2 separate regions of the Homo sapiens genome follow, and region 2 is linked to region 1. Evidence: read pairs that join two places in POLR2A ChIA-PET (ENCODE). Cell type or tissue: B cell. All regions are shown on one strand.

Region 1 (2,500 bases):
GCCTGAATAATCCTGACTACGTCGTCTCACTGTATTCTTTTGCAAGCTTCATTAAAACTGGATTTTAAACAGAAACAACCCAATTATCTACTCAGAGTATAAGCAAAAAAGACAAAAACAAAACCAAAAACAAAAAAAACAAAACTTTACCTGTTCTGTTAATGGGAGATTTGTGTACTTCTTGTTTAATAACTTTTGATGACATGAATATTTATCTACAAATGTTCAGTAGCTGTTATTTTAAGGACTTTGGCACTACATTTGATATAATGGATGTAGGTGTATTATATACTTTATTGTAAACAACTGCTGAATGCTAATTGTCTCAAACTTCCACATTGTTTAAAAGTACCCCACTGGCTTTAAATCATTGTCTTCATATCTACTCACTCATTTCTTCCCAAAGATATCCAAAAGAATGCACAACTGTGTACTCCATTCTTATAAATGTATTAAACAAGCATCCAAGTTAGGGGACTAGAAGGTCTACGTACAGCCAACAGAGCGGAGAGTCAGTGACCATCGCTTTCAACTTTGTATATTATAAATAAAATTCTGCTCATTTTTTCCAGCTTCTGAGTGTGTGTATATGCTTAAGAATTAACTATTATTTTCCACCCTCTGAGCCAGAAAAAAATTTTTTTTAAGAAGTAGATACAGGAATGGAACCTGGAAAAAAATCCAGCATCCCCCCAAACAAACAAACAAACAAACAAACAAAAAAACTTTAGAAAGTTCTTACAAAATAAAAATCGCACCTTCTGCTGCTGTAGCAGATACTCAAGCCATGAAGTGAGGGTCTCCTTCCCTGGTCCAGGATGGAAAAATCCTCTCTCTCAAAGTTTTTAAAAAGAAAGTGCTTTGGAGTCTTCTAATTCTGAACAAGAATTTTCTCCTTAACTGGAAATCAAGAATGTTTGAATTCACTTAATATATAGAGGAAAGAAAGTACAAAGAGGAAGGCCACACAGCCCTGTGGTTTCTGTTTATCTGTTTTCTCTCACATGCTGTCGTTTCTGATTCAGCGGAGACGGGGGATCCTGTGTCAGAGCCGTGGATCGCAGAGGCAGCGAGGCTCGGTCTGCAAACAAGACGCTGCAAGGCTGAGTGAGAGAGAGAGGGTGTGCGAGCAGCGAGCACATGTTACATCAGACACAGTACCTGATTTTTCACTGCACAGCTTGTCAGCTAGATAGTGTGTCTCCTGGGCGATAAGTGAGGATATTTCATCTTCATACTCTTCTATTATAGTTTCACACTGTAGAAACATAATAACAACATATGTGGATAGACGCACACTGGCGGGGCACTTTGTTAGGAAGGACTTTGCAACAATTTATTAGCTAAACATAGGAAATCATGTAACCAAGGTGGTCCATTTTTATTCGCCCTTTTGGTTTAATACATCATTGCATTGGATTAACCCTCTTCCCAGAATGTTAATTGCATCATTTTCCTGGGGCTTAAGTAAATGATGAGTTGTGTTGGAAGACATGGGAGCCTGAGGAAGGAACATCTCTTTGCATGTTTCGCTTCCTTAAATCGGACTGGAAGTCATAGGAAGAAATGGACCTCCTATCGAAGGAGCTGAAAAGTCCAACGGTTTTTAAACTAAAAAAAAAAAAAAAAAAAAAAAAAAAAGAAGACCACAGCTCCCCGAAATGATTAAACCAGTTTCCTTGTGATTTAACATAATAATCCATTTTGTGGCTTGAAAGTGTGAAAACAATTAAGCCTTCTCAGCAATCAAAACAAACGCATCTTCAATTTCACTGTGGAGAACACCCTTGACAGTTACTTCGGGAGGTGTCTTTTCATGCTGTTTAGAGATCCATCCAACATTTCACTTCACTTAAAAAAAAATACCTGACCTTTCAGAGAAGAGGGTGCTCAAATACACCCCTGCATTTGAAAATCTTAAATTCTAACTGAAGTATGTTTCTTTGTTAAGGAACTACCAGGTTATACTTTCGGGAGCTGTGAAGTTACCTAGTGGTATTCACCAGAGACTTGTAAATCATTTTCTGAGTTCATTAAGCAAGACTCTAAAAATGTTTAATGGCATTTTAAAAGATTTAAATTCGACTCTAATGTGCCTATTTAAAACCTGTGAAATACAAACACACGTATTCATTGTCATTCTTATTCTGTAGTACTTTTAACCCTGATTATTGCCTTTACTTTCTAGTTAAAATAAAATCTTTAAAAATCGGCTAAAGCCCTTATTTCAAGGTTTCAGCAGGCCTGGTATTTTGGCCAATGTGTGAACTTAATACATTTTTTAAAACAGGACTGCCCATCACTTTGTCTGATTCAACAGCATTGACTAAAGTGAAAAATATTGCAACGTATTTTGCCAAGCATATTCTAGCAAGCCAGAGACTAGCATTCACAAAAAATCAACATTACACTGGAAGGAAATTTGGCATCAGGCTAACTATCATACCTAAGCCTTTGTTTAACTTAGTTTGGGCTAGAATATTCGAATTAACTCAGGATA
Region 2 (2,500 bases), 220 kb after region 1:
GCAAGCCACATATCTGCCCAGGTGAGCTCTCCCTTCTGTCCAATAGCATCTGACATTGCCAAAAAGGTAACCGCCCATCCCCGCTTTTTTTCTGAGACAGGGTTCACTTTGTAGCCCAGGCTGGAGTGCAGTGGTGTGATCGCAGCTCGCTGCAGGCCCGGCTTCCCGGGCTCAGGTGATCCTCTCACCGCAGCCTCAAGTAGCTGGGACTACAGGTGTGTCCCACCATGCCTGGCTAATTTTTTTTTGTACTTTTTTTGTAGAGATAGGGTTTCATCGTGTTGCCTAGGCTGGTCTCGAACTCCTGGGCTCAAGCAGTCAGCCCACCTTGGGGTCCCAAAGTGCTAAGATTAGAGGTGTGAGGCACTGTCCCCAGCTGAGGCAACCCTTTTCACTCTGGTATATTTCACGGATCAGTCATTGAATGTTTTTTCTGAGTGGTGTCTTGCATTATCTGCCCTCTTTTCTTATCCTGCTACCACTTGGCTGATATGCGGGCATTTGTCATTTTGGAAAATGCGCCGTCATGACTTCTTCCTGATTGGACTGGATTTATCTACCATTCAGTTGCTCTCTTTCCCTGGGCCAGCCTCTCCACCTGTAAAGGTCAGTGGGTACTTCAGGTTCTTTGGGTCCTGTACACTCGATGACATAATGTTACCTCCCTCCTCACTGCCCTTCACCCAGCTGCTTGAGGAGACAGCACCTTGCCTGTAGCGTGTACATACTCCAGGCTACACTTGCAAATCCTTCTTTCTCCGTTCTTACTCTATTTAACTAAATTCCAAGGTCAGAAATTGCCTTGTTTACTCACCCTGAGTAAACGGTTTCTTTCTAAATCTTAGATAGCTCTTTGGTCTTACCTCTTTAATGCAGCTCTTGTAGATTGATCAGGTGAGTACTGATAATTTCTTTTACTTATTAAAGCCTGCCATGAAATTTCCATGACTGTCTGACTTTTGACTTGATGTAGTACTTACTGGTTTTCTTGACTCTGAAACACACGTAGACTTGCACAATTACACTTACATATGTGATGATAAAACATATGATTAGGGACTGATTAGGGAATGTGAGAAAAATCCCTCCCCATTTGCTGTTCATACCAAGGAATTCACAGTGTGCTCTGCAGGTAGGCAGCCTGGGTTTGAATTCAAGTTCTGCCACTTTCTAACCGTATACTAAGTGAAGGTTATTTAAATGGTCAGAAGATTTCTGTGAGCATAATACCTACCTTGTAGGGTTGTGATAAGGATTAAATGAGACAGCATGTGTATTAGTCTGTTTTCATACTGCTATAAAGAATACCCAAGACTGGGTAATTTATAAAGAAAAAAGGTTTAATTGACTCACAGTTCCGCATGGCTGGAGAGGCCTCAGGAAACTTACAATCATGACAGGAGGCAAAGGGGGAGCAAGCACCTTCTTCACGTGGTGGCAGGAGAGAGAGCAAAGTGGGGCAAGTGCCACTTTTAAACCATCAGATCTTGTGAAAACTCACATACCATTATGAGAACAGCGTGGGGGAAACTGCCCCCATGATCCAGTCACCACCCACCAGGTCCCTCCCTCCACTCGTGGGGATTACAGTTCGAGATGAGATTTGGGTGGGGATGCAGAGCCAAACCCTATCAGCATGGAAGTTCTGGCCTCCCACCAGTGATCCTCACTCTTCTCCCAGCTGCAGGGTGAAGAAGCCAGTCAGCATGGTCCTTCTCTAATGATATTATATAGTTAGAATACAAGTTAAAATAATTTCTCTTGGCCAGATGCAGTGACTCACACCTGTAAACCCAGTGATTTGGGAGGCCAAGGTGGGAGGATCCCTTGAGGCCAGGAGTTTCAGACTAGCCTGGGTAACATAGTGAGACCCCATCTCTACAAAAAATTTAAAAATTAGCCAGATATGGTGGCTCATGCCTGTAGTCCCGGGTTCTCTGGAGGCTGAGGCAAGAGGATCACTTGAGCCCAGGAGTTTGAGGATGCAGTGAGCTGTGATCGCACCGCTATACTCCAGTCTGTGTGACAAAGCAAGACCCTGTCTCTTTAACAAAAAAAAAAAAAAAAAAATTCTGTCATACATGTAAGAACTCAGTTCTGTTAATTTTTCTGTCTCTAAACCAGTGATCACCCCAGATCTTGGCTTCTGTTTGGTCCTTGTGCACTGTATGTGTTTCACATCTGCTCAGCTTAAGAGCCTCAGGCAGTTCACTGCCCGAGGTCTAGGTTAGTACATCCTAACCTTTGTTACTTCCTTCCTTCATTCAGCCATTCAGCACCTCTCCCTGTGCTTTGTGGGCAGCTGGTTTTACAGCATGCCGCAGTACTTCCAGGTTGAGAATGTGAGGCTCGGGGAATACCTTGCTATTACAAACAGGCATTTCATTCATCCATTAAATATTTATGACCGCCTGTGTGCCAGGCACTGGGCCAAGTATGGAAACACATTGATGTGTAAGACAGGCCTGGTCTCAGCTCTCACGGACCCGGCAGTTGAAGG

The links. ChIA-PET counts read pairs that join two places held together with the same protein. Peaks named below come from ENCODE experiments on the same cell type or tissue, not always from the same donor. Only the 100,000 strongest peaks of a DNase experiment are listed, where the experiment ranks them.
Region 2: POLR2A ChIA-PET joins it to region 1 with 10 read pairs; 1 of 35 experiments calls an interaction of 5 or more read pairs at or near these places.

What each region holds. Positions count from the first base shown.
Region 1 is chr7:155,505,859-155,508,358 of GRCh38, forward strand. CNPY1 (canopy FGF signaling regulator 1) reads right to left here. Exons shown (of 5, transcript NM_001393663.1): 4 at 1,162-1,258. Among named protein-coding and RNA genes, the nearest start is that of CNPY1, 39 kb to the right of the region's middle. RefSeq lists a silencer at 1,059-1,108. In B cell, no CTCF peak of the experiment used is centred here; a DNase peak (open chromatin) is centred at 1,113; H3K27me3 peaks cover 1,689 bases.
Region 2 is chr7:155,727,692-155,730,191 of GRCh38, forward strand. All of the region lies in intron 9 of RBM33 (RNA binding motif protein 33), which reads left to right. Among named protein-coding and RNA genes, the nearest start is that of SHH, 84 kb to the right of the region's middle. RefSeq lists an enhancer at 334-834. In B cell, no CTCF peak of the experiment used is centred here; no DNase peak of the experiment used is centred here; H3K27ac peaks cover 923 bases.